Regions from separate parts of the Homo sapiens genome. Here all the other regions are linked to region 1. A link is a contact called in ENCODE Hi-C data. All regions are on one chromosome and are shown on one strand. The core of a region is the stretch at or near the end of the contact, and the rest is flanking DNA. Distances in the headings are between cores, read along the strand shown.

Region 1 (2,668 bases), core at 74-2,573:
CATTAAAATGTAAGAACATTACACTCAACACTCTGCTAATCATCAGAAAGTACTGCTTTGAAGTTTCCCTGTTTCTCAGCTACTACCCATGACAGATGTTTGCCAGAGAACAACTCAGGGGGCATTTTCTTGCAAGCATTTTGGCTGAGAACGATAACCATTGTGCCACTTAATATTTCAGCAATCTCTAGAGAAATCGGGGAATAGCAGTTACTTATTTATCTCACGTATTGCTCCTTGCTACCTCCCCACCACCACCGGCACGACCTCTGAAGGCACACATTAATTTCACCTCAGTATTTCCATAGCATCAATGAATAAAAACTGACTACATTTTCAACAAACGCACATGTCCTGATAAATGAGGGTCCTGACTTAATTGCTCTGTAAATTAAGAGCTCACCGTAGTGACAATAGAGAAGAGTTTTAATATTTAAAAACTCATTAAATTTGTGTACTTTGTGAATAATTAAAGTCGCAGGACCACTTTAAGGGGCTAATGTAAGTTTCATTCTTAAATGTATATCACGGATGAGGATAATTCATCTACCAAAAAAAAGCCAATTTTTTAAATTGCTAAATTTGGTTACTTTTTTTTGTCCTAATTGGTTACTTTTGGTCCTAATTTGTCTGTGGCTTTTTCCTCATCCTTTTTTTTTTTTTTCCAAATGACAATGACTGAATTAAAATGTTGTGGTCTGCGGGTTTAAAAGTCAGTTATCTGTTTATACAAAAAAAAACGATCTGTTTATACAAAAAAGAACCAGGCAAAACACACCTGGTTGGCTTCACCTTTTTTCTTATACATGAACTAAACTTTTTCATTTGCATTTGATTGTTTTCATTTGAAGTGTGCTCTAATTTGAACTATTCCCCCCCCCAAAAAAAAGTTCTGTTGTTTTTGTTTATGACTTACAGCTGTGTAAAGATCTAAATGTGTAAGTATGTGTGACGATGACAAGATTTGAAAAGATTTGTGCAAACCACAAATCCTGGTGATTACAAAAGGGAGGCTCTCTTGAAAGAGTTCACGTCAAAACCCCTGAATAACCACTAAACATAGAGAGCAGAGATTCTTTCTCCTTTATATCAAAACTTTGTCTTTAAAAGTGATGACTGCTCTAAGAATGATCTATGATTTTCCAGCCTGGTGTTCACAGTTGGGAAAGGGTCTAGTTCTGGGTCAACGAGGCTTCTGTGTCATCTTTGTATTTTTCACATCTCTTACTCCTCCTGTCCACATGTCAATGTTAGTATTGTCATCGATATTTAGTCAATAATTAAGCTGACACTCTTGGTCTGCTCAGTTTTCGGAGATCACTGGACATTTTGAAGTGTGAGCTCTCTGTGGAAGGCAAGCATACGGAACTCCGTCTGGTATTTCTTCCTGGAAACGTACGTACCATTTTTGAAAGAATCACTTTCTTGTGAACTCGATACTTCTGAAAATAAAAATGAAAAAAAAAAAAGCTGGGGCTGGGCCTTGGGGGTTCACTTTAATTAAATTGGAACATTGATCTGTCTTCAAGCAACCCTTAGCAGGGAAAAGAGGTGTCTACCGAAAAAGGAGACAATATTCATAAATCGTTGTTTTATTACAAGTTGGAAGAAGTGAAGTGGATTTCCTAGGATGTGGGTAGGGGCACACCTATTATTCTTAAAGGAGTATGATTCCAGTTCTTGTCTTTAAAAGAAATAGATGAATGCGGTAGCAATCCAAAGTCTGTGCTCCTGTGCCCTTCTAATAGAAGAAATCACAAAAATGTAGAGAAAAGTAGGTAAGAAATGCACATGCAGGATAAAAATGTAAAAGGTAAACTATTTTTTTATGCTATCAATTCATTATCACAACTGCTGAATGTTCCTCTGTCTTAGACTAGGGGCTATCTTTCCAGAGTTCTCAACTGTAAGAAAACTATTATATTAAAATGCTCTCACAATGAATCCCATGGGATTGGGGAAAGCTATGTTGCAAATGGGATTTTGCACTGTGTGAATTGCCAATCCCAAAAGATTGTGAGATCCTGTGGCTAGGCACAGGTTCTACAATATGTGCATTTGTGAAAAGGGAATGTCATCACTACATATTATTTTTACCTTTGGCAAGAATTTTATAAAATTTCAGAGCTTATCACACTCAAAAATACTTCTATAAGGGTGGCAAAATCTACATGAAATCGCTCTGGATGCCATACTATCATGCATTTATTAATTTGTTCTCATATTGTTTTTGCTTTATTTGACCTGGAAAATAAATGAAAACTGTAAGTTGCTAGTCCTATAAAATCATCCACCTGTTGAAAGCATAGCATAGCAAATACCACCATGGACATCAGGGAGGAAAAGGTAAGGAAAAGGAGTGAAACTTAGGAGAACGGATGCCAGAAAAAAAAAATGCAAGGAAGAAAATAATGGGAGATGGAAGTCTCCTTTCTCTTTTTAGCTTCTATTTTGGATATGAGCAGATGAGAAAGGAAAAGAAATTGATATGGAGAGAAACACATGGTGGAGAGTAACACAAGACCATAATACACAGAGCCACTTGCCCCAATAAAAATGTCATGTCACATGCTAAAGGACAGAGGAAGCACAGAATTGCCCATATTAAGTTTTTACTTTGTTACAAAGCATTCACTAAAAGAAAATTGGTTAAATCTGACCACATCAC
Region 2 (2,668 bases), core at 101-2,600, 460 kb before region 1:
CCGGGTCCGTATTAAGACAGGCGCAAAACGATCCTTCCTCTTCTGTGCGCCTTAGGGAACGCCCGAAGGCATGCAAGGCTGGGGCTCAGGGGAGGGTCCCCGAGCGGGCAGTCAGGGCTGCCCTCAGGCCCTGGGCAAGGAGGTTTCCGGAGGCCCCTCAGTTCTCGAGTGTGTGTGTATGTTTTTGGTGGTGGTAATTGGGAAGCAGGGGGTCAAGACCCAGGAGTGCAGAGAGTGGGAGAGAGGATCTCCTCCGCCCATCCTGGGCTCCTGTCGGGCCTAACCTCCACCCAGCGTCAACTTTTTGCTGCTCCCGTTAGATGGCGCCCAAGACTTTCTAACCACTTGTGAAAGTGCTCCTGGCCCGGAACAAAAAGAACCGTGGGGTGTGAGTATGAGTGTGTGTGAGTGCGAGTGCGCGCGCGGGGCTGGCCACAGGGCACAGGAGTTGCCTGGCACTACGCGTGGCCCCGTCGCGGGTCGGGTCGGGCCGGCCCAGGGCTGGGGCGCGCTCACGGGAGGAGCTGCGCGCGGCCGGCGGAGAACTTTCTTCTTTTCCCTTCGCTCTCCCTCTTGAGCGAGCGCCTAGGCCCTGGCCACTCTCCCGGAGAGAAGCCGGGCGACCCGGCCGCGGGCTCAAGCAGCCAGCGCCGGCTGCAAGTGACCGCGGTGCGCGGGCGGAAAGGGGTCCCGGACGTGCGGGTCGGAGAGCTGGGACGCACACGACAGCCCCTTTCTCTGCCCTTACTTACCGGCCCAGCGCTCACAGCCGCTGCCCTGTTTTTAAGAGAATGGCGCAGGTGCAAGTTTGGTTGTTGCGGTTTTAGCCGCTCCAAGGAAATTGTTCAGTGTAAGGTTACCTAAGCGTACTGCGTGGGCGTGTTTCCAGAAACAAAGGGCAAACTTTCTCGCTCCCAAAGCCAGTGAAGTTAAACAGACTCCCTTATGAAAAGGCCCTTGGGGACCCTAGGGCGTCAGATGCGACAGCTAATTTTAAAATAACTGTTTAACAGGTGATTAGGGAGCGCGCTTTCTCTCCACCACCAAGTTCACCTCTTCTCCAAACCCCTCTAAAATAAGTGACTTGACGATAGGTGATCCCATTCCCTAGTCCTCTCCTTAATGCCAGTCTGGAGGCGCACTGTCAAGAAGGGATGCGTCTCCTCGCCCTTGAGAACCAGCGCGGAGACCTTCTTTTGTGCCTCTCCTTGGCTGTGAACTTTCCCGCGCGGTAGGTTCTCCTTTAAGAAAGTAGCATCCCTATGAATATTTAATGCTGCACGCGGGCCGGCGGGGCGGAGGGGAGCCCGCGGCCTGGGTTTCCGCGCGCGCCGAGACCCGGGCGCAGAGCGAGTGCGTCCCCACCAGCCTGGCCGCCGCGGGAACTCGGGGACCGGGAGGGCGGGGGTTAGCGGGAGGAAAGGGTAAGCTGAAGAGGGGCTGGGAACGGGAGGGAGGCTCGGGGCGAACGGGCCGTCGCGTTCATTTCCATAAGAAAGCTGAAATCGCAGTTGGAAGCAGGATTTCTCGCCCCTGCAGCCCTTCCCCCATACCCGGTTTTCTGCAAGAAGCGGGCTCCAGAGCTCAGAGCCCGAAGTGTGTGCTCTGGTCTTTGATGATGTTGATAAAATGTGGTTTCAAATGTTGTCCCGAAGAGGCCGGTTTCCTGTCTGTATGTGGAATGGAAGGACCGTGCCGGGTGAGTCCAGAACGCCGGGGAGCGGACAGGAGGAGCAGGGCTGAGGAGAGGGAGGGCGCAGCCGGCGGGCGCAGGGCATCCCTGCAGGGGAAGTTCTCCAGGGGGTTTTGAAAGGGGGAGCCAGGTTGAAGCCAAGTTTCCCGAGCAAGGAAGAGTGTGTGTGTGTGTGTGTCTGTGTGTGTGTGTTCGGGGGTGGGGAGCGCGATGAGGGAAGACGTCACGAAAGCCCCAGAACCCAGGCGGCCCGCGCGTGGGAAGGTCTGGCAGGTCTTGTCACCTCCCTCTTCAAAGAGCGGGGGAAACTTTCGCTGGCCGTCGCTGACCCTCTTCCTGCGAAGGAATAAAGTGAACTTGCCCAGATACTGGATTCCACTGGCGGTTCAGTTGTTGAGTTCTTTCTGCGTTCGCATTGAGCATTGAGTTTCTTTTTGACTTGCAGTGTGAACAGCAGCCATGTGACCTCAATTCTATATCACATATATATACACACACACCTCCTAGGTACTTTATGATCCCATCTGGAGAAATTAAAGCCCAGATCTGTAATGTTTATTCTTAGATAGTTTACCAAAAGCAGGGGGGAAATGTGTGAGACACATGTCTGCAAATATAACAAAAGTACTTTCCCTTATGCTTGAAAAGTTGCCTGCAAATGGCTGGCTTCCGTTTACTGACTGCACCACCTGTACCTCTCCATGAAACTAAATGGAATCAGGAATAAAGCACCAATCAGATCAAGCAATTAAATACCAATTATGACTATTAATGACTTTATTACTAATGACTGGAGTTGAGGACTCCAAACCCAAATGAGGTAATCAAGCTGTTTTAAAATTCTGCTACCTAATATTTTTACCGCACTCCTTCCCCAAAATAGGAGGTTAAAAAAAAACAGGTAATGTTTTCAAAGAGTTCTCCAGTAGGTATTCATGGTCAATGTTGAACTTATTTTTCTCAGAAAGTTTATTG
Region 3 (2,668 bases), core at 74-2,573, 440 kb before region 1:
TGCACCCGGTAGGCGAGAGAAGCGGGGGTGGGGTGGGGTGGGGTGGGGGGACGCGGCCAAGCGGAAACGCTGCACAGAGGAACCTCAGCGAACCAAGAAAAAAGAGAAAGTGGCAACGAAAACAAGGGCAAATTGAGCCCTCCTCGGGGATTTCCAATGAACTAACCCAACTCGGACATTCAATAAATACATGGCTCTTAATGAGCGTGCGTGTGCGTGCACCCCGCACCCCTAGCTGCGGGTGCGCCCGCTTGCGCCCGCCGCCCCCAGCCAGAGCCTGCATCTGGCAGTCCCGAGCCCGAGCGGCAGCCCAGGACGCAGCCGAGGAGCGGCCGCCGGTGCGCTCCGATTAAAATGTGAACGGGCCTGCCCTTCTCTCCCGCTGTATCGTGCCTCTGCCGAGCGCAGTTAAGTGAACTCAGTGAAAGCAGGAGTTCTCCTGCCCAGCCGCAGCCAGGCAGCCCCCGCGTGATCTCAAGATTAACACTAGACGCGTAGAATTTATGTAGGCTCTTGTCCAGCTCCTGCTTGCCGGGTGAGATACCATCGTAGGTAGGTTTTAGCAAAGCCATTATTGCCAAGGTATAGATACCAAAGGCGGTGGTAACCAAACCCCAAACAGAACGGATTTTTTTCCTCTGCGGCCCCCAAAGGTTGCTTTTTATATTTACGTATGCGTATATGTATATATAAAAGATGGAACACAGATTTCATTGAATCAATCTGAGATCTCCAGGTGCAGACGTTTGAATAGTCGGTGCCAGCACCCCGTGTTTTCCTTTCCTGCCGATTTTGCTTGGATCCGGCTCAAAAACCGAGAGAGTCTCGTGGTTTTGTTTACACTGAATGGGGAGGATAGGAACAGAGCCATGGGGCCGCCTTTCATTAATATACAGTGAGGATTTTGTCTAAATTACTGCTATGAATTTCACAGTACACGCTTTCAAAAGCAGTCTCAGGTGGCCTGATGAAACGTGATAGCGCCTCTGCAAACAGATCCACTTTCTTTCTTTTCAAGAGGGTGTGTGTGCGCGTATGGGAAGCCCCCCAAAACGTTGTGCTCCTCGATAACAGAAACACACTTCTGTTCCGAGGTCTGTCCCCTTCTTCCTCCCCCCCTTTCGTCGTACTTAATTCTCGAATCGCTCCCCGGCCTCTCTCCCCCCTCCACGCTGCCCCACCCCATCCGCCCCCTCCCTTTGCGAGTGTGATTGTTTTGTCTGGAAAAAAAAAATCCAAAGTATATAACAAGGGGAGAACAGTTAGTGCTGATTTTCATTTGCATACATTTTCATATATTTTGGTGAAAATAATAGACTAGTGGAGAGCTGGGCTTCGAGGCGTCAGTGTGAAGGGAAGGCTAAGGACGCATCGGTGCTGGAGAGTTGAGAATATGCCTTCCCCTCCACCCCCAACCCAGTCACCTTATTTGAAAAAAAATTAAAAAACACCTTTTATTTAAAAACCTAACCCTGGAAGTTTGCTCGGTAAGTGTTTTTTCATTTTCTTTCCCTGCTTTCCTCTTCTTTTTCCCCTCCTTTTTGGCTTATTTATTTATGTTCTTGTAGGTTTGGGAGCTTATTTTCATTGCTTGGGACAAGAGAGGGTTCACAGAGCAACTGTCTGAAGGAAGGAAGGAAGGGAAGATGTGTTGGGGGGGAGTTAAAAAAATCCAACCCTGCTAAAATATTACATAAAAAGATGGACTCAGTCCAAAGCCCCACACAGCAAAAGCCACTTTACTTTGGAGGGGTGGGGGGAAAATGCTATTCATTGTAATTGTTGATCGTGAAGGTGGGGTGGGAGGAGGGGGAAGAAGCCCTGGAAAAGAAGTGATTATTAAGCATGCAGTATATAAATATTTCTTGATTGGGATTTTTTATTTTTCCCAGAGAATCAGGACTAGAGGGGAAGAAACCCTATTTCTGTAGCCAGTGGTGATGTCCTGAATTGTGTGTGCCTGCCTGGATTGGGGTGGGGGGACGCATGCTGGGAGCAGGAGGATGGAGTGAGGAGGGGGACTTGGCAAAGGGAAGGCGGAGAGCTGGAGGAGGAGGAAGCGAGGCAGGAAGTCAGGGCACCCCTGGTTAATGCTGTGTCTGGGGAGCAGGCGGGGAGCTGCAGCCTCCCAGCTCGGTAGTGAAAGCCCATCAGAAAGAGGGTGATCAATCAAAACTAACCAGGACATCCCTACACTTCATTCCCAAAGGAGGCTGGAGCTTTAGCATCGCAGACTGGATTTCACTTTGTTTTCTATTTTTGACAGCCTCACTTGTCCCCTCCTTGCCACTGTTCCTGGGTTTTGTAAAAATTGAGGGTGCAGTTATTGCTAGGTGCAGTTAATTAGATAAACATGGCCGGAGGACATAGCTAGGCCAAGTCCAGGCCCATTTGAGTGCCTTACCTTAGTGAAATAGGCCGGAGAAAATTTTAAAAGCTTCTTGGTTTTGTTCTTTTAAGGGAAGCTGCGTCTGTGATGATGAGGGGGGAGAATCCAATGGCTGGAATTTTATTGCACTTTTTTACACAGAACACCTTGCAATTTAGAATTGGTAATTTATTTGGAAACAGTTGATGCCAAATCAATGAAACGGTTTGTAACGAGGGAGGAAGAGGTTTCAGTTGGGGAGGGGGCTCAGAATCGCCAGTTTTCCACTCCTTGTTTACG

What was found. A loop is a pair of places that touch in the nucleus more often than their neighbours do. Pooled maps may share reads with other maps.
Region 2: a loop to region 1 is called in a map of OCI-LY7, with 3 times the contacts of the local background. The contact joins the promoter of LINC01159 here to the promoter of LINC01831 in region 1. A Hi-C loop is called at or near these places in 4 of 168 maps with a recorded cell type or tissue (Caco-2, OCI-LY7, naive thymus-derived CD4-positive, alpha-beta T cell and 1 more), 3 of 37 single-sample maps with no recorded cell type and 9 of 50 pooled maps.
Region 3: a pooled map shows a loop between it and region 1 (4-fold over the local background). The contact joins the promoter of PANTR1 here to the promoter of LINC01831 in region 1. A Hi-C loop is called at or near these places in 3 of 168 maps with a recorded cell type or tissue (MCF 10A, heart right ventricle and psoas muscle), 2 of 37 single-sample maps with no recorded cell type and 10 of 50 pooled maps.

What each region holds. Positions count from the first base shown.
Region 1 is chr2:104,412,686-104,415,353 of GRCh38, reverse strand. It overlaps LINC01831 (long intergenic non-protein coding RNA 1831), which reads left to right and starts at 1,323. Exons shown (of 2, transcript NR_135589.1): 1 at 1,323-1,395. RefSeq lists an enhancer at 1-464.
Region 2 is chr2:104,871,277-104,873,944 of GRCh38, reverse strand. It overlaps LINC01159 (long intergenic non-protein coding RNA 1159), which reads left to right and starts at 1,350. Exons shown (of 2, transcript NR_110373.1): 1 at 1,350-1,699. It also overlaps a transcript of POU3F3 not described here. RefSeq lists a silencer at 529-638 and an enhancer at 944-1,669.
Region 3 is chr2:104,850,131-104,852,798 of GRCh38, reverse strand. It overlaps PANTR1 (POU3F3 adjacent non-coding transcript 1), which reads left to right and starts at 1,323. Exons shown (of 4, transcript NR_037883.1): 1 at 1,323-1,487. RefSeq lists a silencer at 289-338 and an enhancer at 1,719-2,668.